2 separate regions of the Homo sapiens genome follow, and region 2 is linked to region 1. Evidence: chromatin loops called from intact Hi-C (ENCODE). Cell type or tissue: dorsolateral prefrontal cortex. All regions are shown on one strand. Each heading gives the region's core, and the rest is flanking DNA. Links, peaks and the distances in the headings are about the cores only. Region 1 holds the start of LINC01852 (long intergenic non-protein coding RNA 1852). Region 2 has its middle 27 kb from the start of LINC02345.

Region 1 (16,594 bases), core at 4,073-12,072:
TCATTAAACAAACACAAAAAAATTCTAAATTTACATGCTAGGTAATTTCTAACAATAATTTTTTAAAAGGATTTTATCTTAATTTTCATTTATGTTTCTATAGCCAGAGTCTTCCCAAGATTCAATACTTTGTTTGGTTTCCTATCATCTCAATGATCTCTTCCAAATCCTGCTGAAGTTGTTAGAAGTAAAATTATCTCCATCTTATAAATGGGAAAAGTAAACTGGCAAGTCAAAGAATTTTCTAGAGAATAGGCCCACAGAGAAGGCTGTTAAACCAGGATGGAGAGATTTAAACACATACACCTAGGGGAGGCAGAGAAGAGACGGGAACATGAGGTGGCCTGAAAATGAGCACAGTATTTGAAGGTCTCCCAACATGAGTTTGATCACATTTAAAGCCCACCAATTTAGAGCTTTTTCAAACTCCATTCAAAGGGGGTTTTCCTGACGTATCTGCAAAACCTAATAAGAAGGCCCTGTCCTCTGTGTAAGCAGCTTTTCATACATGCATATATTCATTTATTGATTCATTCAGTAACTACTTATTGAGCATCTACTATGTGAAAGGCATTCCTATCAGCCCTGGAGATGCAATCGTGAGTAAAACAGACAGAAATGTCCCTGCCCTCACGGAGTTTACATCCTGGTAGTGGGGACAGAAAATTTAAAAAAAATAAATAAGTAAAATATGTGTCAGTATTAAGTACCATGGAGAAAAAATTAAACAGCGATGAAAAATATAAAACGTAAGGATGGTTGAAATATTCGGTCAGCCAGGAAAGGTGTCATGAAGTTGAGTTAGGAAACTGACTACATGAGAAACATTTAAACACCTTCTTACCTTGTCAGACGGTATTCTGAGTTCCAGATTCAAGCAGCCTGGTTTCCATACACAGTACCACTTTTTATTTATTGTGAGAAAATTGCCTAATTTTGTGTCTCAGTTTCTTTATCTGTAAAATGGGGATAATTTTTTTAACTAGTAGAGTTGTGAAGAGTCAATTTAAAAACAAAACACATTTAGTGCTTAAAACAGTGCCTGATGTATAAGAACTCAATAAATATTAGGTTTTGTAGTTGCTTTTGTGTTTTTTTTACTTTCTATGATCTAATTTCAAGATTGTTAAAATGGGACTCATAATGCCAGGCTTCACTGAATTTTTGTAGGAATCTCACGAGACAAGACATAAAGAGCCCTTGGAGTTTGGATCATAGTAAGCACTAAATGTATGCTTCCTGCTCCTGTTACCATTGTAACCAGGCAACATTTTTGTTTTCTTAACTATTGCAACAGTATTTGACTTGGAACAATAGCCATCGGGAATAGAAGGTTAGATCCTGAGGACATGGACGTACATCCACAATAATCTTAGCATAAAAGAAAAGAGAGATAGTTAAGCTTCTCTGCACTTGAAAACAAGAGGATGGGAGTATTGGGAGAAACAGAAAGCAGAAGAGAAAAAGGGGAAGGAGAGAGGCACCGAGGAGCTGTTGTGAAGCTGGGGATTTTATAGGATGAGGGAAGGGTATCTATTCGCTAAGGATGGGATAGTGGAGAAACATTTTACAAATAAAGATGAGTCAAGTTAAATTTGAAATTATTTTTGTTTCAACATGAACTGCACTTCTGTCTCCTCATGCCACCAAAAGTTTTAATAAATACATTATACTCACAAGTGCTTTGTAGGGTCTTTTGTGCAAATTAGATGTGCCAAAAATGACCGTGAAAATGTGGACTTCACAGAATTTGGAGAAAACTTAGGGAGGACTTTGGACTTCTACAGGGAATGAATAGAGCTTGAGACAATCCTACCTAGGTCTTTGATATCTGCATAACAACATTAATATTAGTAATATTAATTCAATCGGAGAAGCAAAACCATTAGGAAGTGTGTGTGTGTGTGTGTGTGTGTGTGTGTGTGTGTGTTTTGCTTGGGAGGAGTGGATTTATTATGGAGATTTGAACTTACACAATGGGGGCTGGTTAAAAAGTCTTTGTAAGGCTGTTGTCTTTGTGCCTGATGCTGGAGCTTGAAGTCCACAGCATGGGTCTTCAGGAAGAGAAGATAAGATAGAAAGTAGGAGTGAGCAAGTACAATCCGGAATTTACAAGGACAGGAACAGACTGCAACCCATATCAGTTATAATCGCCTCTAACCTTGATGATGTGGGCATCGTGCCTGAAGGAGCCAGGGCTCTTTGTCACAGAACTAAATACACATGTGGCCCAAGAGTCAGAAAACTGAAGGGAGGATCCCAGAAAGGTGGGGCAGTTTTAGGCCAAGCTAAAGCTATAATTCTAATCAAACTAAATTAAATGTATTTATTAATAAATCTTAATAAAAATTCCTTAATGTTTTAAAATCAAAGATAAGTTATTATCTCTGGTAATTATCCCTTCTGGCTACTTCATTCTCAATGATGAAAGCCTGTGGTTGGATAGAGAAGTCAGAAAAGACAAGAAAGGGAAATGTCCTATTGATGACCGCATCCAATGCTCAGTTTAATTTCTTTAAGCCCCCAGGATAATACTGTTTTGTTGTCTTCGATTATCGTTTTCTATAAGCTAATGGCCCTTCACCTATTTAAGCCTGGTGTTCCATTATTGGAATGCTAAGCACGTGGGAATTATTTATATCCTACTGCTCAAGGTCATCACCAAGGTCTGATTCCAAAAATTCCAAAAATTGCAACCTCAGGCATGAATGGGTTAATTGGAAGAGGAATCCTTAGTCCGTCGGTAAGTTCTAGTACAGGGAAAAAAAAATAGGCAAATCAATACCTAATTTTCTGACAGAGAAAATCCATTACAAGGATGGTTGCCTTTGAAAGTATCTCAATAGGAGTCATATCAAGTCTTCTCATTTCAATGACTAGAAAAATGAATAAACTCTGGCTAGACAACTTATGAAATTATCCATCCCTGCATCATCCATCAGTCAGATGATAAGGTCCCAAGCTATAGTGACTGGATAATATTCATATAAAACTTCAGCCTGGTGGGAGAAAATAAATCAAGTTGTTACACTGTCACTATTTCCTAATAAAGATTTTACAGCCTGAGGTTGTGAAAGAATAAGGGTAATTTTTAATCGTTCCTTTAAATATACATTTCTATGTGTATAAATACACAAGCATATTAAATATATTATTTTCATTAAAATAACTTTCTCATATCAGGTGAATATCTGGAGCTAGGTAAGCAAAGCTAAAATGCAAATGTGGTCCACCATAGTAAGACAAGCCATTCTACTTATAGGATGACCTTACATAAAAATTTCCAAGGCGTGGTAGGAAAGCAAGTGCTGATCTTTCCATCTTCTTGCTAAGTGAACATTGCTCACTCCCAGTACCATGTTTCAAAGACCAACGGGCAAATATCCAATTCTCCCAATTGTTCATTTTTCTAGAAAAATAGAGATTACAACAGAGACCACCTAACTGCAATCAATTACAATATAGATGATGATGATTGATTGATTGATGATGACTATGATAGCCAGCATTTTGATGACATATTTTTACACATGTAGCTATTAATTTTGACTAAAACTACTTTTTATATTCCATTGTCTTCTGCGATGTCATGAAAAGGCCAAGTATAGCACTCCAAGTACTGGTGGACTGGGGATTTTTTAAGAAAGAGAGGAAAAGTACAGAAACAGATGCAAGAACTCTGGGTCAGCCAGATCAGCAATCAGGGGGTGTCTGAGGGTTTCAGTCCTCATCACTCCACCACCATAACTCCCATTCACCCTTTAAAATTCTATTTTGTCTTTACTGTTATTCTTCTAATATCAGCACTATTCTCTATGAATGAATCCTTCTTATCATGCAGCCAAAACTTATATTACTTGGGTACAGAGAACAATCACATCATACCACAAGTCTCCCTGAAGCAAAATAGTTAAAAGCACATTCTTTTTAGTTTAAAATTAAACAGCCTCATCTGACTTTCTTTTTCTTTTTTTTTTTTTCTTTTTTTTTTTTTTTTTTGATGGCAGCAAACACTGGATCTGCCTCAAGCCTTCCCTGGCTGCCCTGCAAACTTACACCAGTCCACAGAGGTGCTGAAACCTCTGAGAGGCAAGTAACAAGCAGCATGAAAATGGAACTAATGATCCACAGCTTCATCCTTTGTTTCCAGAAGCAACTGGTGTCCGCTTTCAGAATCTCTGAGACTGGAAATGATGGGAAATAGTAAGGGAAGCTATGTGGTCCAGAAAAAAAATAGTTGTGGACCTGAATGGCTTGCCATTATTACATTTCCCTATTGGGCCAGCATACTGCCTCTTTGCAGTTTGCCAGATTTCGCCTAACCTCATCCACATTTAAAAGTCTATGGAAAAACAGGAGGGCCTTTCAGGGGGAAATTCATTCATGTTTGGATTCAGGCAGATTTAGGAACCTTTAATAGCACTGTAATTACCCTGCAGGGCACACCACAGAGCAGCCAGCAAGCTCTCCCTCAATGGACACAAAATTTCCTCTGGAATTTACAGAGCAGAAACCTTAAACACACATCGCCATAAGAACCAGATTACATAATGTCTCCATCACCCTCCTGACAGCTACAATTATGAGTCAATCCCTGGTTTAAATATGAAACCGGAAGCTCCGTGTTTCCCCTCTGACTATGTGGCAGGCTGAGTTGAGCTCTTCGGGGCTGTCAGTTTGGAGATCTAAGCTGCTCCCACAGTCACTAATTTAGCATGAGACCAAATGACGGGGTAATTAAAAGCAGTGCTGCAGAGACCCGCTCCAGGACCAGATGTTCTCCTTGTTTAATCGCTGCCCACATAAGGAACAGAAATAGCCCCCTCCTTTAATTTTTCCTTTTCTTTATCCTCTCCAGATAATTTCCGGCTTCTGATCTTTCAATCCCACAAAATAAAATAAAAATAAAAGCCCCATTAGGAAAGATGACATGTTATTGAACATATGACTGTAAGTTGTAATGCACTCTTGCAGTCTCCTCTTTGTACTTCTTGAAGCATTCCAACTCATAAGACATTAAGTTGCCCTGGCAACCTCACATGACTAACAGCTCCAGAGAGCCCCACCTAACTGCAAGGGCTCATTTAAGTCAACATGGGCCACCCCAGCACTTAGTAGCCCAGGTCTGAGTAAATAGCCTTGCTTTTTGGCTTTTTAGAACAGGCTGGAGGAGGCGGCCCCTCCCCTTTTATTGCCCCAAACACAGGACAAATAAGTCTCCACCCTAACTTCTCCAGGAACTTGACTAAAAAGGCCAGGGGTCATCTGGCAAATCAAGGCGAGGTCTTCTCTTCACGTTTCTGGCTTCTGGACAAATAAGGCAGAAGAAAAGGGAAGTTGAGCTAATAATGTATACCTTCCAAAAATGGAAAAGCAGTATGCAATATGGCTATCTCAATCTTATCAAATCAGACGAGGCAGCTTTCTTATGTCCCTTGGGATGCAGAGTCTGGTCTCTATCTAAATAGCAGGCTTCCTTGGCATTAAAGCACTAGAGGCCTTGAGGACAGTCTTGGAAATCAGGAGAATAGAGATCCAACTCTAATTCCACCGTTTGTGACAACAGACAAGCCACTTTACCTCTCTGAGGTTATTTCTTAATTGGCAGTACGGAATGACCATCCTTGTTTTTTTCTCTTCTGGGACCTGTCTCTGCAAACTTCATCCTCATCCACAATTCTCAAGCATGTGGAGTTCTAGGTTTTTAAGATAAAAGGTGCTAATGAATTGTATTTCCAGATAAATAGGTATAGTCTTTTTAAAAAAACAAGTTAATCAAAATTTATAAAACATGATCACTTGAGATTTTTGACTTTATGGAGGTAATCAGACAAGAACCTTTGATCCTTGCTTTCACTAATCCCTTCTGAATCATTGATTATTTGCTAGTGTCAGGTAGATCGACTCAAGTCACTGCCTAGTAATGACCAATCTGAAATGAGGATAAAGGTGCTCTACAAAAGCATATTGTAAATCAGAAAGAAACAGAAATACCCAATGATTTGATGAAAACTCACTAGTTCTGTAAAGGGAGGGAAACCACAACTGTTACTGTTGTACAACTTTTGTTCTATCCTGGAATCACCTCACATGTGAGATTTTTAAGTGGGTTGTACTCACCTGGTTAAATAGACACGAATGGGACAGTCTGAAAAACAGTCTCCACTCTCAGGGTTGATGCCCACATCAAGACAAAAAGCCAAACGGACCCACAGGACAAGAAACAATGTTGTGGGCAGCCGTGTGTTTCGCATATTGCCCCTGACACAAACAAGGAATTATGGAGGTCCCATCTTTAAACAGACTTTATATTACTCACCATCTGATCAGTGTGTGTGTGTGTGTGTGTGTGTGTGTGGTGTAAGAGTGAGGGAAAAAGACAGGAGCAGGCATTTGCTTACCTAGGCATTACTTGAATGGTATTTCCTGCAGACATGTGGAGGTATATTTAAGGTAGCAAGTACTCTACTATCTCATGTTTATCAACTTCCTGATTGGGATGCAAAAGTGTATTGGATTTTCTGAGTGGAAAACATATTCGTGTATTCCAGACCTCAGAGGAAAACAACCAAATAGAAGTCTAAACCAGGCCCAAAATAACAAGAACCATGGGGACACATTTAGAGCAACGTATAAGAAACAATGATGTCCATCATGCATGGCCATTACTCTTCCCGCCCTGCTTCTCTGGGGTGTTTAAAGAATCAGTGATTGACTAGGCACACTCCTTATGAATATAAAACATGATTCATGTTTGCCAGTATTAACCATCCACTCAGTTGGAAAAAATGACTCCTCCACCTGAGTGCTGCACTCTTCTTTGGGGCATTTCAGGAAACACTTGTAGCATGTTTGTGCTCTCAAAAATGTTTTCCTACCCTTTCCTTCAAACTTCTCCTGAACTTACGCCTCGCCGAGGACCCCAAATACCTACCATGCTCTCCCTATTTCTTATTTAGATTTATAAGGAACAGAAAACAGCCAACAAGTTAGTATCAATCCCTACACTCCTGAATGTATTTGTTCATTCACTCAACATATTTGTTGAACCCTTATCAGGGCCAGGGACTGCTCTGGGCACAGGAGATACAGAATAAAAGACAGGTTTGGCTGGGTGCAGTGGCTCCCTCCTGTAATCGGAGCCCTTCAGGAGGCCACGGTGGGGCAGGAGGATAGCTTGAGGCCAGGAATTCTACCTTACTGTAGGCTGCGATTGCACGATTGCACGCTGCACTCTAGCCTGGGAGAGCAGACAGGACTTTGTCTTCGTGTTGTTATTGTTGTTGTTGTTGTTTAAAGGTTCATGTTCTCAAGGAGGCATACACTAGTGGAAAGAGACATTAGACAATTAGCCCTAGTAAAAAGTGACACAAAGTCAACCAAATAGAGGTCCCAATAGGATCTTTTTGTTTACCGGAGTTCCAGACCCACATATCTTCCACCTGTGCAGGTAGATAAAGTGTCCACCTCCAACTTAGAAAGAATTCCACAAGCACCCAGAACTTCATCACATTCGTTCTCCGGCTTTGTGATACTCATTTTAACACACACACAAAAATACTAAGTTCAGAGAGGCTATGTGGATTTTCTGAGGTCACACAGTTGTCTCAATGGAAAAAGCAGGGAAATGTTATAAAATAATACGAGTATCAAAATAGCTGTCCCATCGTCGTCCTTCAACACTTGCAGGTTACATCATTTTGCAGGTCTGGCTGTGACATCACTTCTGGATATGCGACACGGCCCACCCCACCACTGAGAAAATGGAAAATGCTGAGCAGTAACCTCAGAAACAACTTCCTCCTGCAAACGCAATTTCTTTTCCGCCTAAACCTTTACAGCAGGGAAGGTGGGTGTAAGGCGCACCAAAGAGCCTTTCAAAGTAGGAACCCCGGCCTGCAGGTCAGCCTGGATCGTGTCCAAATTGAGTTCCACCCCTGGTGAAAACCAATCTGTTTATGGGTACGCTTTTCTGATGTTACAGAACGTCTGCGAGAGAGGGAGCTCAAGTTCCCGCCTGGTCTCTAAGTAACCCGGCCCACAAAGGTGCATACACACGTCCGAGACAGAAAAAAGCTTGCCGGTCGTTCCCTCCTCCCAGGCCTGCAATGAAATGCGCTTTAATTGCATCAAAGGGTTCTTCTCAATGGGGTTTCAGAGGCGCGAGAGCGGCGTTCCCAGCGAGGGTTCCTTTCCGGCTGGCCAGCATTCCTCAGCCCCGCGCGGGGAAGGGGATGGGGCTCCTTCGGCAGGGCCTGAGGCTCATTTCCATTCCTCTCGCATACAGCCTCTGTTGTGCGGGCCGGGCCTGCAGAGGGTAGCCGCGGCTGCCTACGAACAAAGCCCCATTCATCCCCAGGGACGCTTCCTCCCCGCCGGCCCGCGGCCGCAGATGGGCTGGCCTGGGCACGCCATCCTGCAACCCGGGCGCGCGGCCCGGCCTGGCGCGCACAGGGCTCCGATTCAGGACGCCGGGGCTGGCCGGGGCGACCCGGGCTGCTTTTTCAGCAGGCCCCACAATGAGGATCGGCTGAAACTCGCTTTCATTTCTGGGCCGGGGACAGGCAGACACTGAGTCCTTTCAGCCGGGAAATCCTCAGTTTACTCACGGCTTGTTGAGAACGAAGATGTCAATTTCCACTGCCCTCTCCCGGCCTCCCCCACCCTTGCCCCCTCGGGATGGTACGGTCCGAAGTTTCCCGAGTTGTGAGAGGACTTTGTTTCTCCTCTGCGGCCTCTGAAATCCCGACGAAAGGGTCATTTCCTGACTTTTGTGTCTCTTCAATCCAGTGCCTTGAAAGTTCTTACCCTCTTGTTGTGACTGAGTGCATAATTGCAAGGCTGCTCCCTAACTTTTTTTCAGAGCTTTAACATTCCTCTAGGTTCAAGTTTGGGACCGTGGCTTCACAACAAAGACCAGTTTTTTCCTCCCCCTCCTCACTCCTGGGAAAAAGGAAAAAAGGAAAAGAAAGAAACCAAAACGCGTTTGTTCAGCAACCATGTTCACAGATTTCGAGCACACTTCTTCTGGCCCCACAGGTTAGACCAACAACAGGTTAATGCCACGGAGAGCTCTAACGCCAAATCAAAGGACTGCAGTCTCACTTTTTCTTAAGTCTCAGGCAGCTGGGGGAGTTGGGGCGGTGTGTGCTTAATTTCTAGTGCACAATCTAAAACAGAAACAGCCTCCAGATCTAGATTCCTAGGCTCTGGCTTAAACAGGGAATGGCAGAATCAAAGAACACCAGATATAGGAAGACTTATCAACCCTAATGCATTCATTTTACAGATAAGAAGCAGATAAGATCTAAGAGGGGAAGAGACTTGTCCGCCCTCCAAAAGAAGCTGGTTCATCCCAGTAAAAATTGCCTCAAACAAACTTAAAAATAATTTTCAAAAAGAAAGCCTCCAAGAAAAAAGTGTTGTTCAAAAATATGTTTTCTTTTCTCCCTTTGTGTCAGAAAAAGTTTTCTCTGAGTTGGTGGGAAAAGGGTGGGAACCCAGGTTTGAGCTGAGGATTAGAAAAAAACCTTCAAGTATCTTTCCAAAGAATGCTCTCTGTGTTTCTTTCACTTCCTGCATTTTGAACATTGCTACTCTCTCTCTTCAAAGTACAGTCATTCCCCCGTATCCGTTGGGATTGGTTCCAGGACACATCCCCACCCATAACCCAAACCCTGGGTGCTGAAGTCCCGTATATAAAATGCAACATATTTGCATATAACCTATGCACATCCACCCTTATACTTTACTTCGTCTCTAAATTAACTTACGATGCCTTAAACAATGCCTACACATCACTTGATTCTCCTGGATTCAATGTAGTACTTGGCGTGGGACAAATTCAAGGTTTGCTTTTTGGAACTTTGTGGAATTTATTTTCTGAATATTTTTTATCTGCGGTTGGTTGAGTCCATGGATGCAGAACTGACGGATACAGAGGGCCGACTGTATTGCATCCTTGGTGTGGCTAAAAAATACAACGAAATAAAAACTGGTTACTTGCTACTCCAAGACTTCTTTCGTCCTGCAGGAAAAAACCTTCACAATCTTAAAATGGAGATAGGATTACTTTGCATGGGTTATTTCTAAATGTACAAAATGAATCAGTATACACACAGATAGAGAGAGAGGAGTGCTTGTCATATACCAAGTACCATACTAAGCACTTTACACGCATTCCCTCATTGAATGCTCACAATAGCCTATGAGGAAGATGCTATTACTACCCCCATTTTACAGAAAACAGACCAAAGCTGAGAGGGGTTAATTTTAACTTTATCAAGGTCACACAGATGTTAAATGGCCAAGTCACACAATGTGACTCCTGGGCCTGATCTCTTTCACGCTAGGCTTCACTGATACTTGAGGCACAAACACGTGGGGACACACTGGACACAGAGGTCTAGACTTGGAAGCCAGGAAAGCTCCAGCCAAGACATAGGTTTTTGTGTTTCAGCAAGGGAGGGGCTACAATGGCATGCCTGAAGGCCACAGGAGGGAGAATCTGCCTCATCCTACCCCACTTGGAAAGAAAGAAGGCCATGTGAGGACCTGCTAATTTCACACCGAAACTCTCTTTTGAGAAAGCAAAAGAGTGTGAATTCAGTCACTCCCTATTCTGAGCGGTCTTGTGATTTTATCTTTTAAACAATGCTCTGTAAACAATCGTGTCAAACCTTGCTAGTTGTCACGGCAAAGGGGACAAGACAGTGCTTAATTATACTGCTAATAAAATGTGCAGCCTATAATTGACACACATCACTTTTCCCCCATAACTCATTAGTCAAAACTAATACACCACCTCAACTACGATAAGTCCAGGAAATGAATTCCAGCCCTGTGCCCAGAATAGGGGACAAGAAGGACTAAAAATGCATGGTAACCAGCCCTAGTGATGACCATGACGCTCAATAAACACTGCTCTTCTTCCGATGAATGGCGAATACCAGTCCTTTTTTATAACTTCCTATTTTATAGCTAGTCCATGAGACTTTAGAGCAGCTCTCATGTGGAAGGCTCTGTAATCTCAGGAGTCATGCGTGTCATGACAAGATTCAACAAGAGCTTCTGGCTGCACCAGGCTACAAAGGCGTTCTCTTGCTTCTTATGAGCTCCACCATCCCAGAAGAGGAAAAAATGAAAATAAAGTCTTAAGGAAAATGGTCTGCTTTGGCATACCCAACTTGAAGATCATTGTGGGAGGGAGCAGGAAATATTCAAATAAAAGCAAAAGCAAATTTTGACCACAGAACTAAGAAAGTCTGTAGGAAAGATGCTGGAGTGACAGGAAACATCACTGACATTTTCATTTTCTCTCACATCAGATTTGCCCAGCTGTGTCTTATGGAAATGATTCTTAACCTCTCCTCAATATTTCCCAAACGAACTTGCCTTTGTTTTGGTGTTTTCTGAGCAATTCAAAGCTCATCTGGAGTTAATACGATACATACTTTGTTCATTGACTGACCTGTGTAGAAATGCCGATCAACTTCTCTCTTTTTTGACTTCTGCTTAACTTCAGACTCAAATTATCCTATCCTATTCTTATCTGATCATTCCTCGATTGTTGGGCATTGTAGATTGTTACTAATTTTTAAAAATCATACGTATAAAAAGAAGCACTAAAATAAATATTCTGGTACATAAAATCTCTCTCTGCGTATATAATTGTCTCCGGAGACTGGAATCACTCAGTAAAATTGTGCAAATTTTGCTCCAGAAAAGCACCCTGACCCGTGTCTTTACCTCTACTTGTAGAAAGACCACACAAAGGGAGTAGCTGCTGAAGAGAAACAGCATCACCTGGAGTTATGGGAATTACCTGGCCTTTGTGTTTCATGGACGACAGTGGAATTCAATTCTTCAGGAATATTGTTCAGGACGGTATATATGTCTCAAGATTTCCCTATTTACAAAATGTAGCATAAAAGTGGCCTGATTTTAAATGACTATACAACCACATAGCAACAGACTGCTTATGATCCAGTAAGTGAAAAAAGTGGACCCTACAATGACAATCAAATTTTTTTTAAATGCTGGCAAAAAGGAATGTCAAATACAACCTCAAAGTATCAATGTGTGCAGATAATAGGAATGTTTTTTTCTTGAATCTTCCAAAATTTTAGAATATGATGAGATTGGTTTATAATGATGTAAAAAAAAAAAAGTTGCATAAAGGACACATCTGATGAGAATGTGAGCTGGGAAAGCTGTGTCACAGCTGCACTTTCAGAAGTACCCGGCCATTGTTGCACTGGAGCCAGCCCCAGTTGCCTGGATGTAGAGGCCACATTTGGCATCCCCAGGGTTTTCATGTAGCTACTTCCTCTCCCCACAAACAGGCAACCACCCGGGCGGCTAAGCCAACAATGCGATGTCGTGCTTCATCACCAGACCTGACTGGGAGGCCCGCTGCAGGCCCCAGACCTCCTCCGAGAGAGCGGACTAAACTCGCAGGGGTGTTTCAGAGCAAAATGGTTTCAAAGCAAGAAACCTTTTAAAACAAACAGGAAACGAGCCCCTCAAACCCAAACCATGTGGAAAGATAGGCCACATGATTTAAACAAACCAACAAGAATACAAGTTTGTATAAATACCCTGGTACTTGCGCATTTCTAAAAATCATTGCAGTCCAATTGGGAAAAACCTGTTTAAGAAACATTTATTAAGAACCTTCATAGGCCAGGCATTGTGTTCATCTTAAGGTTTCAAATTAAATAACATCTCAGCCCTCCTGGGACACCCATTCTACCGAAAGAGATACACATGCAAATAATGAATCAAGCCTGGCAATATGAAAATTTTAATAAAAAAGGCAACGCATGCCTCTATCTTAACAGAAAAGGAAACTAAAAGGGCCCACTAGATTTAGCAATTAAGTAAAAAATTCCTAGGCTAGGGGATGAAAGATGCAGTGAATTGAGGAGGTAAGGTAATGGAGACGAAATAAACACTATTCTCTCAAGAAGCTTAGCTGAGAGGAAAAGAGAAAAGACAGGAGGATAACAGGTTAAGTTGGAATTCAGGATTCATGAGGCTATTTTCCCTAGTGGGAGAGGTGTGAATACGTTTGTAGAGTGAGAGGAAGATTTCAAGGTAGAAGTTGAAGATACAAGACAGGGACGATGGAAGGGGATGGCGTTCAGCACATATTTAACTAGTACAAGCTTTTCCTCTTGGAATTTTTACCCTACCAACCAGAAACACAACGTTTCTGCCCGTATAAAGAGCTCATCTTTTCCAGCTTTTCACCTTGCATGGTTTTAGCAGGACATTAGATGTATGATCCTGTCTTATGTAAATCTGGAATTTTAAAAAATAACAAAGATCATTTAGAATTTACGAATTTTTGTCTACTCTAAAAGGAAACAAATTTATAGCTATTTCATACTTCCCTTTGCATTTTCTTTCTTCCTCAAGATCATTACGTAAATGATGCGACTTCCAAGTTGTAAGAAACAAAGATGCACTGCAAATCACTGAGTCGAGAGAAACCCCGTTATCCATAAGTTAGTTTGATGAAGAAAAAGGGAAGCATTACCAGGGAGAATATTATATTTTTCTTTTCTTTTTGAAGTGTTTGAGATTTTAGTTACATTTCCTTTTAACTTATTTTAAATTATTTATTTTTTCAAAATTCACTGGTTTATCACAAATGTGCATCTGTTCACCAAACATGGATAAAATCAAAAGAATGAAAATATTTCTTAATAGAAATAATACTTTTTCCATGCATTAGTTGCTTTGCTTTTTTCTTCAGTTAATCAAAATTAATGTTGGTTTCCTAAAAACAGATGTTTGAGTGGAAAAGACAATAATAAAATGAAATAATCCTTTGCAATGAATTTTTTCAAGTCTTTCAAATATGAAACTTTCTGCAGAGTTCTAGTGGTCAAAGGAAATTACAGGATACAGGGTCTAGTCAGCTTGAATAGCAAATCTTATTTTATCCATTCTTGATCTTTTAGAGATAATGTTACAATCTAAAAATGAACACTTCCTGTTGCTGTGAACAGTAGACTGCCCATCGTTGCTAACATACAAGATATTTATTATTTCACTTCACACAGAACCAGGACCCAAACTAGCACTGATAAACGAAGTGGCCATGGAATCTGGAGTGGAAGCAGAGAGCTGAAAATACCACTGTCTTTTTTCAGATGGTAATTGTGTGTCTGAAAAGTACATAAATATTGTTTTCCTTTTCATTGCATTTTTGCTTTAAATACATTGTATTAGGTTGATCTTCAATTAACAGTCTTTTTTGATAATTTAGCCAGTTTTTCTCTCCCCAGCTTCCTCCTATGTTGTTTAGTAAGATATTGTCTGTAAATAAATAGTGTGGTGTCAGGGAAGGACAGAAGCATTTTAGAGAAACCCTTCAAGGAGTTATTTTGCAAAGCAAGAAAATTCTTGTTAGGTGAATAACCATCCCCTTTATTTACTATTTTGAAATTTGGGGTCTTCTATATTATGTTTTCTTAAAACAGAGCATTCCTGAATAGAAGAAGCCTATCAAAGAAACCTTCAACTCTGCCATTTCTGAAAACATAAAAACCCAAATGTGACTTATCACATCAGTACAGCATAAAGAATTTGGTCAAATTTAATGAAAATGGTCATAAGAAAAAAGATGGACAGAATAGAAAGCAGGAATCAATTATTTTACCACGTGGAAGCAACCTATGGTCTGGGCCGGGGATTGGCACACTACAGCCGTGGGCCAAGTGCAGCCTTCCACCTGTTTTTGTAAATAAAGTTTTATTGGAATGCAGCCACACACATTCGCTTATGTATTCTCTATGGCCATTTTTGTGCCACAGTGACAGAGTTGGGGAGCTGCCACAAAGGCCATATGGCCTGCAAAGCCTAAAATATTTACTCTCTGGCCCTTTATGGAAAAGGTTCGCTGAAGCTGGTCTAAAGGAGCATGAGGGCTGATGTCTGTTGGAAACATTACATAAACAATTACAAAATCTTTTAGACCTGTGGCTCAAAGAATGTCTGTACCTTTACCCAGAAAAAAAAGAGCAATTCAAAACTTATTTAGATAAACAATTGTTTCTTAAACTTTTAAATTGTCTGTTCCTGGCAACTGTAATAAGAAGTAGTAACTCCTTTTCTAATGCACTTTGAAAATTCATCTTTAAAAAGTATGGTTTGCCTTCCCATACCACTTTAGAATGTTAAGAGCCTCATCTAATGCTATATATATATACATATTTTGGTCAAAGTGGTTTCTTCCCCCACGTAATGCTCAGTTCTATTTTCAACATTTATCCTTCTATGTGAGGTTCTTCCTTCTAAACAATAGCTAATATCTTAGCCCACTTAGCTATTATCTCTATCCTTGGGCTCCTTTCAGTGTATTTGGGTTGGAGTTTTTTTTTTCTAGTGTATCTCTGGAAGTGTACTTGTCTATATTTATTCTGCAGATGACTAGTTCAGTGTGCTTCATTTTACTTCCTTCCTTAATAAACTATTTGTCAACAGTGTTTATTTTTTCCTCTCACCCTTTATCCTGTTGCAGTTATTTTTAAGGTGCTACTGATTCCCTGACACCCAAAATGCAAGGTAGAATATGTGACTTCAACTTCTCACACAGATTGTCAAAGGATCACATTAATCTTTGTTTCTCCTAAGGTAATTTCCACTGTTGTCATTCTCTGAAAAACCTGCCTGCTTATTAAAGGTCCTTTCTAATTGGGCACGGGTGGCTTATGCCTGTAATCCCAGCACTTTGGAGGCCAAGGCAGGCAAATCACCTGAGGTCAGGAGTTCAAGACCAGCCTGGACAACACAGTAAAACCCCGTCTTTACTAAAAATACAAAAGTTAGCCAAGTGTGGTGGTACAAGCTTGTAACCCCGGTTACTCAGGAGGTTGAGGTGAGAGGATCGCTTGAACCTGGGAGGCAGAGGCTGCAGTGAGCTGAGATTGTGCCACTGCATTCCAGCCTGGATAACAGAGCAAGACTTGACTCAAAAAAAAAAAATTGTTGGATGAAAACTAGTACACATGTAATTATTTCTTCTTAATAATCATTGCCAAAGCCAAAACCTTTCCAGATGGCTTCCAGAAACCTTGCCTTTCCCACATTTGAGAAAGTCCCCAAATAATAGCTTTCAAGGACTAAACTGCTTCTATTGATCTATAGGTCCCTACCGAGAGATAGTTTTACAAAGATTTCCATTGCCTTCACAGTTTTAGAAATGATGACTTTGCTTTTATCCCTGAAAGAGCCCATATTTTGAAATTCAATACTACACTTATCTTATTTAAAAGATTAGTAAGAGTCTTAGAAGAATTTGTGTGCCTCCCTGATAAGGAAGCCTGTGATATGCCCCCACATAGTCCTTGAAACAACATCCTGGTTTTTGAAATAAAATTTTTATACGGATAGAATATCAACCTACCCCCAATACATTTCAGAAAGATGAACAATCCCAGCTTCTTTACTTCCTCTAAGATGCTGATAGCAAGCAAATGTTGCAAGACTGCATGGCCTTTTTAGACCACAATTTATGTTGCTAATAGGCACATTGAAAACATTAAGACAGAAATATTTCATATTTTGCTGAATTGTAAAATCT
Region 2 (16,594 bases), core at 4,005-12,004, 60 kb before region 1:
TGGCCGTCTTGCTCTCCCTTCTGTTGAAGAGTAAAAAGATTTGTCACTATTAGACAGAATTCTCATGTGACAATAATTGCTCAAACAGAAATAACAGCTATTAACAGAGTACAGGTCTGTTTCTTTACAATGGTTTCCATCACCCCTATTGCATTATGCCCAGTCTATTTTACTCATTTGTGCCACCAGTATGCCCTTGTAGGTCTTAATCAACCTTTATTCCTAAGGGCACCTAGAGAGAGGATCCTTAAAAGGGAAATGACAGTGCCAATTGTTTGGGGAGGTGCCAAAAGACAGATAACTTTTGGAAAACAGTACTTGACAGAAAAAAAAAAAAAAAAAAAGGAAACACCAGACTGAGCACAATGGCTTATGCCTATAATCCCAGTTCTTTGGGAAGCTGAGCGCAGGTGTTTGAGAACAGCCTGAGTACCACAGCAAGACCCCATCTCTACCAAAAAAAAAAAAAAAAAAAAAAAAAAGCTAGGCATGGTGGTGCACACCTGTAGTCTAAGCTATTTAAGAGGCTGAGACAGGTGTCAGGGGAGGATCCCTTGAGCCCAGGAGTTTGAGGCTGCAGTGAGCTATGATCACACCATTGTACTCTAGCCTACGTGACAGAGTAAGACGCTGTCTCTAAAAATAAATTAATTAATTAAATAAAAAATTGTAAAAAGGAAACAACTTAGAGCAAAGTTAATACATTACAGCTCATACTGGGCTAAGTAGAAAGCACAAGTGGTTCCGGTGATTTAGAGCAGTGTGAGGAAAAAAAGACCATTGAAAACTGTATGATGAAAAAGTTTTCCTGAATCTCAGCTTCTGATTTATAAGAAGGCAAACCAGGAGTCTTCTTAACAGGTCATATGAACTTTAGAAATAGGCAAAGACTCCCTGTGCAGCAGGGATGCAGCCTTAAGTACTTTCTTTCTCACAGTTCATGGATGAAGACCGAAGGAACTGAACAGCAATAACGGAGGTTTGGCTTAGGCTGAACATTAGGAACAAACCCCCTTCCAATATTATATATGTTAAATCTGAGATAGCTGCACAGAATGATAAATTATTTGCACTTAAGTGATCTGTACCCAGTCTTAATTTATTGCTGGGGAGTGAGTGATGATATGAAGAGGTCAAGGCCATTGAAAGAACAATTTGTTGCTACTCACAGTTCCCCTAGAAACAAGAGGCACAGCACACCATGCAAGGCCACATGGGGAAGCAGCAGAGTAGATCAGGAGGCAGAAGCAGGAAGGAGCATGGCCTAGAGCCTTTATTGTGTTTTCTTCATGAGAGGCAAGGTGGGACAGGAGAAACAGCTTAGTACTGGCTAGTTTGAATAATGTCTGTGGGCTCTGATATAGCATAGGAGTGGTGTCTAGTTGCCTGGTATGATTCAGAGCAGGGAAAGTATTGAAATGTTGTATGGGAGTTAGAGAAATGAGGTGGTTGAGCTTATGGACTCAGGATTGGTTGGAGAATTTGTAATACGATTTTGAGCACCTGCAAAAGCTTGTTCACAGGGGATACGTAAACAACTTTGCCCACTGGTTTGGCCCTGTGATTAATGAATGCCAAATAGACAAATACAGAATCTAAGAAAACACAGAACATAAGTGAACACTGAGAAGCATTCAGTCCAGTCACTTCATTTTACAAATAAGGAAGTTGATATTTAAAGATGTGACCTCATTTGTCCAAAATCCACTGAAGCTTGCTAGCAGCACTGCATAAAATAAAATCCCTATGCACTATTCCCAACTCTATGATCTCTTGGCTACACTATATTGACTTATGCAGATAATGCAATTCCATTCATGTATTGGAAATCTAAAGCAGGGATTAGCAAACTTTTTTGTAAAAAATCACCCAGTAAATATTTTATATTAATGCTAATATTTATATTATTTTAATATTTATATTATTATTTTTGTAACAAGTCACCTAGTAAATATTTGCAAGTCATACAGTCTCTGTCACAACAACTCAAATCTGCCATTGTAGCACTAAAGCAGCTGTAGACAATGGATTAAAAAAAAATGGGTGTGGCCATGTCCCACTAAAACTTTATTCAGCAATGCTAAAATTTAAATTTCATATTAATTTTCATATGTCATGAAATATTATTTTAAAATTTGTTTTCAATCATTAAAAAATGCCATAACTATTCTTAGCTTGTGGGCTATATACAAAGACAGCAGGCTGAGTTTTGCCCATGAACCATAGTTTACTGACCCTTGGGCTAAAGAATTTGTGTGTAGACTTCCTATGTAATCTCAGATGATTGAGCCAAATGAGAGTTCAACACTCCAGGTCTTTATTTCTCCATTGATAAAATGAGATAAATACACTATAAGGTCCCTTGTGGACCTGTGGCCTTGAGGTTTTTGCAAAGGATACTCTAACACAAAAATGGGCTGTAGGCTCTTTTATGGGAAGCTCTTCAGAATACTTCTACCTGAAATATCTCCAGGAACCACAGCAATTCAGGAACTACAGTGTGAAGAACATTAGATACACAGAATATTAAAATTAAAAAAGATCTGTTGGATGATGTTTAGGAAACATGATAAGAGACATTTCTGTACTTCTCAAAGCTACTGTAAATTAGGAGTACCCAAAGAATTGGAGAAGGTCCCCTAAAACACACTCTCAAAGACTTGAGTGCAGGTAGTTAATGTCAAAGGCAAAAATAAGAGACACAAATGAGACAGGGAAAATTGAGATAGGGAAATGAGTAAACAATAAAATTGTGTTAGTGAACAAGTAAGTGCCATGAGTAACTAGAGGTCAGTTCTGCTGGAATCTGTCTAAGAAACTATGATGTGGCTTTGGAATTGTTTAACAGAGGGTGGGGAGGCCTAGGCATTTATCTATCAAGTCCAGTTTTTCAATGATTGAGGGTTGTTCTGAGGGTGTAAACTCACCCACACTTTTTTTTTTTTTTTTTTTTTTTTTTTTTTTTTTTTTTTGTGAGACAGAGTCTCTCTCTGTTGCCCAGGCTGGAGTGCAGTGGCACGATCTCGGCTCACTGCAAGCTCCGCCTCCCAGGTTCACGCCATTCTCCTGCCTCAGCCTCCCGGGTTGCTGGGACTACAGGCGCCTGCCACCACGCCTGGCTAATTTTTCATATTTTTAGTAGAGATGGGGTTTCACCATGTTAGCCGGGATGGTCTCGATCTCCTGACCTCGTGATCTGCCCACCTTGGCCTCCCAAAGTGCTGAGATTACAGGCGTGAGCCACCGTGCCCAGCCAAACTCACCCACACTTTCAGGTTTTACTTGCAAGAGTGCAGACTCTCCCAGATTGCTGAAGAAATTCGTCAGGCAAAGAAAAGAACCTGGATGAAAGTGGGAAACTATAAAAATGCTAGAAATACCGACCGTGGTACTCAGAGGGGAGCTAAAGAGATAAAGTGTGGTTGTCAATATTTTAGCTGCAGGGATGATAGAGGGAAGGGGGAAATCAACATTTTCTAAAGTCATTTGACCTCAAAACACTTTTTTCTATGAAGCATCCCAACTTAATTGACTCTAGAACTCCTTCATTCATAAAGCATCTGTCCTTGGGGAGATACTGCAATAAGGTAGATAGGATAATCTTAGTAAAATTAGAAGATCTCTTCAGGGTCTATTTTCTAGGATCAAAATGACAAAGCATTCACTAAATACCAATAAGCTTCTGATATCCCTGGGGCAGAAAGTAGGCCAATTCATTCCACACAGTGCCAGGCACGAGGTCAACTCCAACATGAAAAGCACAGTGAAAAACAATTTACCTCCAAATGAGGTTGCCATCTGAAGTGAGGCATGTCAGAGGAGGGACAGAATGTTCAAAGTGTGGTTGGAATCAAGACAACGCATGACCATCTGCCATCCAAGTACCATCTTCTGAATCGTTTAGCCACCTGCACACCTGTGCAGGCATGTCACATTGAGGAAGGGATTGCCATGCCATCATAATGAGCAATAAAAACAAAAGCTCAAGAAATCACTCTTAGGCCTCTGATACCATTACTTTCCTAAATTTAGAATCTGCCCCCAAGAAGAAACATATGGAAAAAGAGATTCATAAGCCTAAATCCTAAATCTAAACAAGACTGAAGTTTCTGTGTGATCTGAATTTTTAGACTACCGGGTCATATGTGGAAAATCAGCAAGCTGTTAAAGGAATAGCATGGCAAATGCTGAACAGATCCTAATCTGGAATCCATTACGTATCTTCTCATTTTGAACTTTGATCAACACAAAAATCACCTCTTCTCTAACCTCATTCAGATTTCACCTCTAGATCTACTTTTCCCAGGAAAGCCAAATAAATCCATCCAAAACTAATTATAGAGAAGTGCCTCTAAGTGCTCAAAGCAATCAGTTCCCCTAAAGAGCTTTGCACAAAAGAGCACAGCTCGCCTATTCTAGTTCTTTAGACCTTCAACACCAGAGATTGGGTTTGTGTAAATGTGATGTGCTTGTCTAGGATTCATTATGTGAGAAATGTTATTTACTTGGTCTATATTCTCTAGGCAACAGTATTTTTATTCTAAATGTTAGATAAGGTCCTCCCAGTTCAAGTGCCTCTCCTTAAAAAGACGTTTCAATTTGGGAACTCTAAAGATACCAAAAGTCACACCATTAGTAAGAACTCACCAAATATATTATATCCAGGAAAATAGATATGCCCTTTTCTAATTAGTTAGCTTAAGCATATAATGGGAAAGCAACACAGCAGAGCAGTTAGATATCCAAACTTAGAGGTCAGATTGCCTGGGTTCACACTGGCTTCACCACTAAATAGCTGTGTGACCTGAGTCAAGTCACTCAAGCTCTCTGAGACTCCATTTCTGTATATATAAATGAGGCATGGTAACACATGTAAGTGAAATGCATGTAAGTGAAAATGCATATAAAGTGTTTAGCATTGTATCTGGAGCATAATGAGCTTTAAAACAGTAGGTATTTATGGTAGGCTGAGAATGCCCCCCCAAAAATTATTCATGTTCTAACTCCTGGACTCTGTAAATGTCACCTTATATAGAACAAGCACCTCTGCAGATGTGATGAAGGTAAGGATCTTGAGATGAAGAGATGATCTGGATTATTAATAGAGTGGACCCTAAACTCAATTGCAGGTATCTTTATAAGAGGGAGGCAGGTCCGGGCGCGGTGGCTCCCGCCTGTAATCCCAGCACTCTGGGAGGCCGAGGCGGGCGGATCACGAGGTCAGGAGATCGAGACCATCCTGGCTAAGACAGTGAAACCCCGTCTCTACTAAAAAAAATACAAAAAATTAGCCGGGCGTATTGGCCGGCGCGTGTAGTCCCAGCTACTCGAGAGGCTGAGGCAGGAGAATGGCGTGAATCTGGGAGGCGGAGCTTGGGTGAGCTGAGATCGCGCCACTGCACTCCAGCACTCCAGCCTGGGCGACAGAGCGAGACTCCGTCTCCAAAAAAAAAAAAAAAAAAAAAAAGAGGGAGGCAGAGGGAGATCACACACACACACACACACACACACACACACAGGAAGGGGCCATGTGAAGATGGGGGTAGACAGAGATTTAAAAGTGCCATCCACGAAGGCTACAATGATGTTATCACGAGCGAAGGAATGTCAGCAGCTGGCAGGGGGAACCTGCAGAGGGAGTGTGGTCCTGCTAACACCGTAATTTCAGCCTAGTGATACTGATTTTGGACATCTGGCCTCCATAACCATGAAAAAATAAATTTCTGTGGTTTTAACCCACCAACTTTGTGGTAGTTTGTTACAGCAGCCACAGAAAACCGGTGTAACGATACTCTTTATTTATTTATTTGCTTACTTATTTATTTATTTTTGAGACAGTGCCTCACTCTGCCACCCAGGCTAGAGTGCAGTGGCTCAATCTTGGCTCACTGCAACCTCCGTCTCCCAGGTTCAAGTGATTCTTGTGCCTTAGCCTCCCAAGTAGCTGGGAGGCATGTGCCACCATGCCCAGCTAATTTTTGTATTTTTGTAGAGACAGGGTTTTGCCTTGTCAGCCAGGCTGGTCTCAAACTCCTGGCCTGAAGTGATCTGCCCACCTCGTCCTCCCAAAGTGCTGGGATCACAGGCATGAGCCACTGCACCCAGCATCTTTTATGTATCTATTGCTGTGTGACAAAACTTAGTTACTTAAACAGCAAATGTGTTATCCCACAGTATCTGTGGGTCAGGAACCTGGGCACAGCTTAGTTTGGTGTCTGTCCCTCAAGGTGTCTCACAAGGTTGGAATCAAGATATCGGCAGAGGCTGTGGTCTCATCTCAAGGCTTGAGTGAAGAAGGAACTAAGGAAGATTCAGTGCTGCATAATAGTAGACTGAGGGCCTCAAATCTTGCTGAGTGTGGACAGAAGCTACTCTCAGTTTCTTGTCACACGTGTCCCTTCATACAACAGCTTACAACACAGCAGCTGACTTCATCAGAATGAGCATGACAGTGATCGAGAGAGAGAGAGTGTGTGTGTGCGATGGTGGAAGTCAACACCTTTTTAAACTTAATCTCAGAAATGATAGCCTATCACTTTTGCTGCAGTGTCTTTGTTAGAAGTGAGTCACTAGGTCTAAGGACATTAACTATCCAGAATAGTTACCTGCACCAAGTCTTTTCATTTGACAGCTGCCCTGGCTCTTTATCACCTGCTGACCTTTTTTTTGAATACTAACCTAATCTAATTCACATTGGTCTGTTTATTATAGAATGCAGGACTGTTAATAGAAAAAGTTCCCAGTTGTTCAATCTGCAAATGCCCAAAATTCAGACTTTAAAATAAAAATCTACCATGTCTATGTAGATTTATGGTTTTACATTTGCTTCCACGTGTTTCTGTGTATCTTTTCCTGCTCTGAAAAATATGTCTGTTATGTAGTTGCCTAAGAATGGCTTCTTCTGGCCAGGCATGGTGGCTCATGCTTGTAATCCCAACATTTTGGGAGGCCAAGGCGGGCAGATCACAAGGTCATGAGATCGAGACCACCCTGGCTCACATGGTGAAATCCCATCTCTACTGAAAATACAAAAAAGTAGCCTGGCGCAGTGCCGGGTGCCTGTAGTCCCAGCTACTCAGGAGGCTGAAGGAGGAGAATGGCATGAACCTGGGAGGCGGAGGTTGCCGTGAGCCAAGATCGCGCCACTGCACTCCACCCTAGGTGACAGAGCGAGACTCCGTCTCAAAAAAAAAAGAAAAAAAGAAAAGAATGGCTTCTTCTATGTGGTGAGAGGGTTTTCATAGATTTCCTTGCATTTGGCACAAGGAGAACAACTTCCAGCCCAGAACATCTTTTCTTGCTCTCAATGGTCACTCCATATGTCTCTCACGGTGCCTCTCACCAGCCCCAGAATCCATGGCTAGCCTTCAAAACTGTCCTTTTGTTTCACTAACATTTTGCTGTTTGACATTCACACCACTCAAATCAAATATTATCGATTTTTTGAGCAGAAAATATCTTCAATTTATCTCATCAAGCCTCAAAGAGAAAAGCTCAGAGGGCTTTCTCTCTGATATTCTCAGTGCTAGTTAAGGACACAGTTGATGTTGAAGCCTGTTGTCTCAACTCCCAATAGGAGTAGTCGTGTGTGTGTGTGTGTGTGTGCACATACACGTGTATGTGTGTTGCTCATTTTGCACTGCTTTTAGATGTTATGATTAGTTCTCAAATACACAATATGTACTCAGGAAATGTTTGTAAGCAACATCAAAATCCATGCTAGAACAAAAATGATATCTAAAAGAAGCATAAAATTGTGATGAGGAGGCTGATGAGAAGTGATGTTCATGTGTGAGCTTGGTCCCATGCAGAACACTAATTCTTTCTTCGGCTTCCTGTCCTAGTATCAGTCAAAGTCAGGAGACAGAAAGAACACAGTAATTTGAAGAGGAAATGTTAATGTAAAGAATTATTAATCATTTATAGGGGATTAGCTACCAAGAAGGGATAATAGAGAAATCTAAAGATTACCTGAGGTCTGAATGAGAGAACCCAAAGAAGGAACAAACTTGGAAGGGGGCCTCTTCCTCAGGACTGGGATACAGATCACAATAAAGGGACTGTGGCTTCAGCCTGTAGGATAGGAGAGAAGTCACAGTTGGTCCATAGTCTGCAGGCCAAGGGTGGCAGACAGAGAACCACCACTGGGTGCCAGTGAAACTCCCGAGGAAGCTGTCAGCAGAGGCTGCTGATGAATTCACTGAAGGCTGTCAAAAGTTACCTACAGAACTCATCCAGAAGCCACCCACAAAGATGTTGCTAAGATCACAAAGAAGCCACCTTTCCAGGAAGCTGCCTGTGGCTAGTACCACTTAAACTTGCCAGGGGTCATCTCCACTGGGTATCCTGTATAGGCAGGCCAAGCACCACAGGAAGGAGGGAAAAGGACAGCTAAAGCAGGAAAAGAAGTCCCTCCCCCCCTCTAGTGTTCCTCTATTGCCATCTACTAAAAAACTTGACATGGTGCCAAGAGGTAAAGAAGAAATGCTTACGAGATCCATCTTGGCTATCAAGCACAACATTAAAGGGTGGATTTGGAGCTGAGAGACAGTAATTCAATAACAGCCACACTCTTGTCATCAGTGATGTGATAGGAGCTCTAATCTCAGCTCTGCTAATGTGCTAACACCTAGGGACTTCTTAAACAGATGATTCCCTGCATGTCACCTTAGTATTGCTTCACTTTTCTTAATCCAGTCTATGGAACATTTTGAGTTTGATAGACCCAATGAGCCACTCTATTACTTCAACATGTGATAATTTAAAATAGCAAATAATTTTTTCTATTTTATTTTTCCTGATACCAATCACTAAGATAATCTGGATTCAATTTATACTGTTACTATAGCAAATTATCATAAATTTAGTGACTTAAAACTATATACAAATTTATTTTCCTACAGCTCTGGAGGTCAGAAATCAAAAATGGGTCTGCTGGGCTGCATTCCTTCTGCAGGCTCTAGGGAAGAATCTGTTTCTATTTTTAGCTTCTAAAGGTGAACTGCATTTCTTGGCTCATGACTCCTTCTTTCATCTCCAAAGCTAGCAGTGTATCATCTTCTCTGCTCTCTGACCCCTGCTTCTGTCCTCACATTATCTGACTTTGTTCATTTTGCCTCCCTCTAAGGACTGTTGCAATTACATTGGGTCCATGAGGATCATCTAGAATAATTCCCTCACCTCAAGATAGTTAATTTAATCATACCTGCAAAATATTTTTTTGCCATGTAAGGTAATATATTCATAGGTTCTGGATACTAAGGCATAGATATCTTTGGGAGGCCATTATTCTTTCTATCATATACTCCTTCCTAAAATTAAAGTCTCTTGGATATTACCTAGTTTTGCTTCGTGTACATTTTGTCATTTAAAAGAATTTCAAAACCTCCCTGCTCTGACCCTGGCTTTCAAGACACCAAGATACGATCGATTACAAACACTTGATTTCCCTTCAGCTCCCCATTCTTAATTTCAAGAAAATTTTGTTTCCTCAACTTTAACCCTCCTTCTAATTTCTTCAAAAATAAAATAGAAATACTTTAGCTTATGAATTTGCTAGAACTAATGACATAAGCTTCCTGCAAACCATTAGGTATACCAATCTCTCTGTAGCTACTTCAATTGTCTTCCAAGAGTTAGAGGGATTTCTGAATTGATAGAGAGAGGTGAAAATGGCATTCAGTGCGTGTGTGCACACATGTTCTACCCCCGCAAGTTCTACCCCACAAGACTAAAATTGTTTAATGTGTTTCCCTTTCTTTCTATGTTCCCTGTACTCTCCTTCTGCCTCTCAGTATATGGCAGTAGAGAAAGTTGAATGCATAATTAATTCTAAGTCACTTAAAGATCCTAAAGGAAAAGACACTGTATTAGTCAAGGTTCTCTTAGAGGAACAGAACTAATAGGAGAAAGATTATATATATATATATATATATATATATATATATATATATATATATGAGTTTATGAAGTATTAACTTACACAATCATAAGGTCCCACAATAGGCCATCTGCAAGCTGAGGAGCAAGGAGAGCCAGTCCAAGTCCCAAAACTAAAGAACTTGGAGTCCGATGTTAGAGGACAGGAAGCATCCAGTATGAGAAAGATGTAGACTGCGAGGCTAGGCCTATCTCTCCTTTTCATGTTTTTCTGCCTGCTTTATATTTGCTGGCAGCTGATTCAATTGTGTCCACCAGATTAAGGGTGGATCTGCCTTCCGAAGCTCACTGACTCAAATGTTAATCTCTTTTGGCAACACCCTCATAGACACACCCAGGATCAATGCTTTGCATCCTTCAATCCAATCAAGTTGACAGTATTAACCATCACAGGAACTTTCCAATTAGAGGACAGAAAGTCAAATGCAACTAGGAAACAATAAGATACGAATACCCACTAACCACCATTTAATGATATTAAATTAATACCATTAAAATTGCCAAAACTCAAAACACTGACAACACCAAGTGCTAAAAGATGTGGAACAACAGGAACTGTATTCATTGCTGGTGGGAATGCAGAATGGTACAGCCATTCTGGAATATGCTTTGGCAGTTTCTTACAAAACTAAACATACCCTAATCATAAAATCTATAAATCATATTCTTTGGTATTTACCCAAAAATTTGAACACTTATGTCCACACAAAAGGTGTTTTCACAAAGATGTTTGTCACAGCATTATTCTTAACAGTCAAAGCTTGGAAGCAACCAAGATGGCGTTCAGTAGGTAAATGTATAAATAAACTATGGTACATCCAGACAATGGACTATTTATTATTCAGTGATAAAAATAAATGAGCTATCAAGTCATAAAAAGAGATGGAGGAATCTTCAACATATATTACCAAGTGAAAGAAGCCCAACTGAAAAGGCTTTTTACTATATGATTTCAACTATATGACATTCTAGAAAAAGCAAAACTATGAAGAAAGTAAAAGCATCAGTGGCTGCCCAGGGTTGGGGGAAGGAAGGGATGAATATGCAGAGCATAGAGGATTTTTAGGGCAGTGAAATTATTCTGCATGATACTGTAACAGTAGATGTGTGTCATTTTATATATCCATCCAAACCCACAGAATGTACAACACCAAGGGTTAACCCAAATGTAAACTACGGACTTCGGATGATACTGGGACGTCAATGTAGGTTCATCAGTTGTAACAAATGCACCCCTATGGTGGGGGGTGTTGATAATGGGGGAGGCTATGTGTGTATGGAGGCAGGGGCTATATGGGAAATCTCTGCACCTTCTGCTCAATGTTGCTGTGAACCTAAAACTGCTCTAAAAAATAAAGTCTATTTTTTAATGGGATTATGAAGAAATGAAAAAGGAATTTATATTAGCCCATTGCCAATAACAGTGAAAAGTGAAGATTAAGACCAGCAAGAATATTTGTGCCACTTATGAGCAATCGAAAACCTGTCAGTGTAGCCACTGTATCAGGCTCTGTGGGCAATGGGGACTCCTCATGAACTCCCAAGGTAACTTGAAAGTAAATTAACCAGCCTAAGACAGATAATCCAGTGGTCCTAAAAGATGGATGATTTGAGGGGTGCTGATTTGGTGCAAGACTAAATGGCAAAGGAGTTCAATCTCTGCTCAAACACCAGTGAATACATGAGCCATCTCAGGATCAAGCACCTACGGTAACTTCCAGAGCCGCAGAAATGAGCAGTGGTCAGTTATACTTTCAGCCTGGGCAAAGTCTAGTCCCCAAGCACAAAGGAAAGGTATATAATAAGGCCTAAGTTATAATGGAAATTATGGAATGCTCCTGCTTTAAATTTTTGGAAATATCACCCTATAATCCTCCCTTTCTGACCACTGTGTCCTCTGCCGCTTGCCTTAACACTGTCAAAAAGTTTATCTGGGTTTATTCACACCCATAACTACTAGTAGGAGAAAAGAATAAAGTTTGTTGTTGCTGTTGTTGTCATACCATAGGGGTTAGACACCCTGACCTAGGCTTTTTTTTTTCCAACTATTTAAACCTCTAAAGAACAGATTATGAACACTGGATCACAAAGACAGAGTGCAAGAAAGAGAGACACAGAATGAGAGACAGAGAGAGAGAGGATACGGCTGTATTTATATGGCCAGGGGTCTTCCACTGAAGATAGTGGACTGAGTTCAAGTTTTTTTCTTTGCATTGCTTCCACTAAAATTTCACTGACATAAAAAAATACTAATAAATATACAGCACCTGTGAAAGCAATGAAACCTTCTGCAAATGACCAGAAACTTAAGGAATTTCTGGATATTATAAAAGCATATAGAATCAAATTAATTTATAAGTTAATTGCCAAAACTTCTGCCTCCTAATACTAGTAAAGAAGGAGGGGTGATGGAGGAGTGCATAGTTTGGTTTCCTAACGGAGTTCAGAAAAGTTTAAATCTCCGAGAAGCAGGAGTGGGTCATGGAAGCATGGGAGTGCGTGGGGTCTTAGAAATATGGCAGGAGCTGGGCCAGAATCCTGCTCTGTGCAAAGCAACTCCCTAACAAAAATGGTAACCTGCCTGCCGGAGAGGAGCCAGAGAAATGGCTGTGCCTTGTTCAAATTTAGATCGGTATAATGGAAGAAAAGGAAAAGGAAAAAAGCACTCAGTGGTACAGGAAAGGCTTTTAAAGCATTGTCTTCATCATAAGAAGTTCCTGCTTCCTCAGTTGAGGGGCTCCTATTCTGTCAGTCTGCTTACCATTAAAACATCCTAGAAGAAAACACAGCTTTTAGAAGTGCCCACCTACTCACTGCATCTGAGTAAGGGTACTCAGAGGGCACCGCAGGCAGTCATCTGAAAAGCAAGGAGGCCTGCAGATATGATTTGTCTCTGTGTCCCCACCCAAGTCTTATCTCCAATTGTAGTCCCTGTATGTTGGGGGCAGGGCCTGGCGAGAGGTGATTGAATCATGAGAGTGGACTTCCCCCTTGCTGTTCTTGTGATCGTGAGCGAGCTCTCATGAGATCTGGTTGTTTGAAAGCGTGTGGCACTTCCCCCTTCACTCTCTCTCTCTCTTGCTCTGCCATGGGAAGATGTGCCTTGCTTCCCCTTTGCCTTTTGCCACAACTGTAAGTTTCATGAGGCCTCCCCAGCCATGCAGAACTATAAGTCAAACCTCTTTTCTTCATAAGTCACCCAGTCTCAGGTAGTTTTTTATAGCAGTGCGAAAATGGACTAATACACCTGCTTAGGGCTGTGTATCAGTGACATTCACAAATTCTGAAGAAACCCACACTTGATACCATCGTTAATCAAGGCAAGCCTTTACTGGTAAACAGTAATAGACAACAAAGAAGAAAGTCAACAGGCTAAGAGAAGGGCACCAACATAACTAAGCTGAAGACTTAACTCTAAGTAAAGAGCGTTAAAGCAAGAAATAGGAGACAACTTTAAGAAATTTTTAAAATTATTGTCCTCAGAGAGAGTTAAGTGGCCATTAATTAGTAAAATGAAGAAATCTGGTTTCAAAAAAGAAAGCCATTGGAGAACAAGTGCACTCTAGAAATTAAAAACATGACTTTAAAAGTAAAATTTCAGTGGGAGGCAAAATAGTAGAATGAAAATAGATTAATAAAAATTGTTGGCCTGTAAAAACAAGTAATAGAATTCTACCCAACTGGCAAAAAAAAGAGATGTAAATGATTAAAGATAAATGATATGGAAGATAGGTCTAAAAAATTCCACATATAGTAACAGGAGATGAAGAACGAAAAAAATAGAGAAAATGAATGAAAGCAATAATCAAAGAAATAATAAAGAAAATTTCCCTGATCTAAAGTTTTCTATCTTCAGATTAAAAGGGTTCAGTAAGTGAAGAGCAGTAATGTTATTTTTTTTTTTACATACAGATTTCAAAATCCAGGATTAAAATTAAAATATTTTAATTTTCCAGAGAAACACAACAATTTATGCATAAGAAATGAAAATTAGATGGGCATGGAACTTCTTACATACAACACTAGATGTTAAAAGACAATGGAGCTCTGTTTATGAAGTTATGTGGAAAAGTAGTTTAAACCTTAAATTCAATATGCAATCAAAATTATCACTAAGTATGGAGGTAAAGAATATTTTCAGATATGCAATGACTCAGATAGTATACCACCCATATATTCTGAGAGAGAAATAAAAGAGCCCCCAGAATGACTTCTGTAAAATGAAAAATAAATCATAGTGAAGAATTCAAGAAAGAGGAAGATGTGAAACTAAACCAATAAAATAGTAGTGGGCAAAGAAATCAGTAAAATCCTTGAGTCAAAATGATTGCAGATAATGTTGTGAAACTTAATGGCACTGTTAGGAAAAAGATGACTAAAATAGAAGTTAATAATATTTCTAAAACTGAAGCAATCTGGAACTAAAATTCTTAGTAATTTCAATCTCAAGTAACAAGGAAAAGGGAAGTAAAAGCTAACTAGAATATTTATTTTGCATGGATGGGATAATACAAATTCTGGTTAATTCTTCTAAGGAAAATATAGGTCAGTTTATCAGAAGTTTCAATTTTCCTTTTTTTTGTAAATAGACTTTACATTTTAGAACAGGTTTAGGTTTGTAACAAAATTGAGTTGAAAGTACAGAGAAGTCACATATTCCTCCTACCCGTTCACATTCACAACCTCCCCCACTGTCAGCATCCCCCACTAGAGTGGTACATTATACTAGAGTTCACTATTTTCTTAAGACACAGGGTCTCACTCTGTCACTCAGGCTGGAGTGCAGTGGTAAAATCATAGCTCACTGCAGCCTCAAATTCCTGGACTCAAGTGGTCCTCTCACCTCACCCTCCTGAGTAGCTGGGACTACAGGCAGTGCCACTATGTCTGGCTAATTTTTTTTTTTTTTTAATTTCATAGAGACGGGGTCTTGCCTTGTTACCTAAACTGGTCCTGTATCCCTGGCTTCAAGCAATCCTCTAGCCTCTGTCTCCCAAAGCACTAGCATTACAGGTTTGAGCCACCATGCCCAGCTGTGGTTCTATGGACTTGGACAAATGTATAATGACATGTACAGCATCAGAGGTTTTTTTTTTTGATAAATTAAATGTAATTAAAAAAATTTTTTTTTAGAGACAGGACCTTGCTCTGTCACCCAGTCTGGAGTGCAGTGACACAATCATAACTCACTGCAGCCTCAAACTCCTGGGATCAAGTGATCCTCCCACCTCAGCCTCTGGAGTAGGTAGGACTACAGATGCACCACCATACTTGGCTAATATATTTTTTTCATTTTTTTTGTATTTTCTGTAGAGATGGAGTCTCCCTGTGTTGCCCAGTCTGGTCTTGAGAGCTTCAGTTTTAAATAATAAATTGTTCTCGTCTTTCTAAATTTCAATCAAAACACAGGATGTATTTTAAAAGGGAAAAACTGTGAGGTAAAAGAATAGGGTGAGGGGAGGAAAGAAATAACTTCATAGAGAAAAATTCAATGAACCCTTGGAAGAAAATATATGGAAGTATGGTTACTGACTTGGGAAAGAAGAGAAAGGTACAATGTAACTGCACATAGAAGCCAGTCCTGAAAAGAAGCAAGCCGGCTGAAGTTATCTGCAACTCAGAAGCACTTGGTACCACCCAAGGGGAGATAAGAGGTAAGGTGGGAAAAAGGGCAGTGATTGAGACCACTACAGACACCTGGACTTGCAAAAGATAGCAATGGATACGTAATAAGCCAAGCAAATTCAAAATAATTTGGTGATGAATATGCTAATTAGCTTAATTATGGTAATCATTGCACAATTTATATGTGTATCAAAGCATCACATTAAACATCTTAAATATATATAATTTTATTTGTCAATTATACCTCAATAAAGCTGGGGGAAATTTTAAATAAAAATAAATAAATAAAAATAAGTTAACTAGTAAATTCTGAAGAAACAAAAATAATCATAGTATTGCTTTTTGGTTTAAGAGAAATAAAATTTTAGGTAAACTTTGTTGGTTTAATTTAGTAAGGTTGGTTTCAGGAAACTGTGGATGGATCAGCAATAGGAAATCTGTTAATGTATTCATGTTGTTTACTAGATTAAAAAATACAAAATGCATGGTTATTTAGGTGGATAACAAAAATGTGTTGGACAAATTTGCATTCCGGGTATTTAAAAATGTATTAGTAAACAAAAAACAATGGATACTTCCTACTTGTCAGAAACCCAAAGCAACTAAGCAGTTACCAGTACAGCACTTTTTAATGGGACATTACTATTAAAATAAGGACAGACTAAGATCCCTGACTCAGCTTTGTTTTAGAAATCATAATAAATGGAAAATATGTCTGTTTGCAGATGATATGATCATCCTTCCTAGAAAATCCAAAGCATTAATTAAGGTAGGCTAAACCACTATAACAAATGAGCACTAAGTTTCCAGTTGCTTAAAAAGAAGCTTATTTTCATTTAGATAAAGTGCTCCAGGTCTGCGTGCAGCTCTCCATGATGTAACTCAGAAACTCAGCATATTTCCACCTTGTGGCTCCACTATTCCCTGGGGACTTAATATCACATGCATAGAAGGGTGCATGTGGGGGGATTTTTTTAGAAGTGACCCCCATTGCTTGTATTCATAATCTATTATTGGACTTGGTCACATG

What was found. Peaks named below come from ENCODE experiments on the same cell type or tissue, not always from the same donor. Only the 100,000 strongest peaks of a DNase experiment are listed, where the experiment ranks them.
Region 2: it touches region 1 in a loop (2.8-fold over the local background); 11 of 110 quality-filtered maps call a loop at or near these places.

What each region holds. Positions count from the first base shown.
Region 1 is chr15:38,064,634-38,081,227 of GRCh38, forward strand. LINC01852 (long intergenic non-protein coding RNA 1852) reads right to left here and starts at 8,357. Exons shown (of 3, transcript NR_147201.1): 1 at 7,415-8,357; 2 at 7,197-7,324; 3 at 4,179-5,307. RefSeq lists an enhancer at 7,835-8,700. In dorsolateral prefrontal cortex, for the core only: CTCF peaks have their summits at 8,314 (motif pointing right) and 8,517; a DNase peak (open chromatin) is centred at 8,378; H3K4me3 peaks cover 3,499 bases; H3K27ac peaks cover 5,975 bases.
Region 2 is chr15:38,004,940-38,021,533 of GRCh38, forward strand. It overlaps a transcript of TMCO5A not described here. Among named protein-coding and RNA genes, the nearest start is that of LINC02345, 27 kb to the right of the region's middle. In dorsolateral prefrontal cortex, for the core only: a CTCF peak has its summit at 8,129; a DNase peak (open chromatin) is centred at 8,137.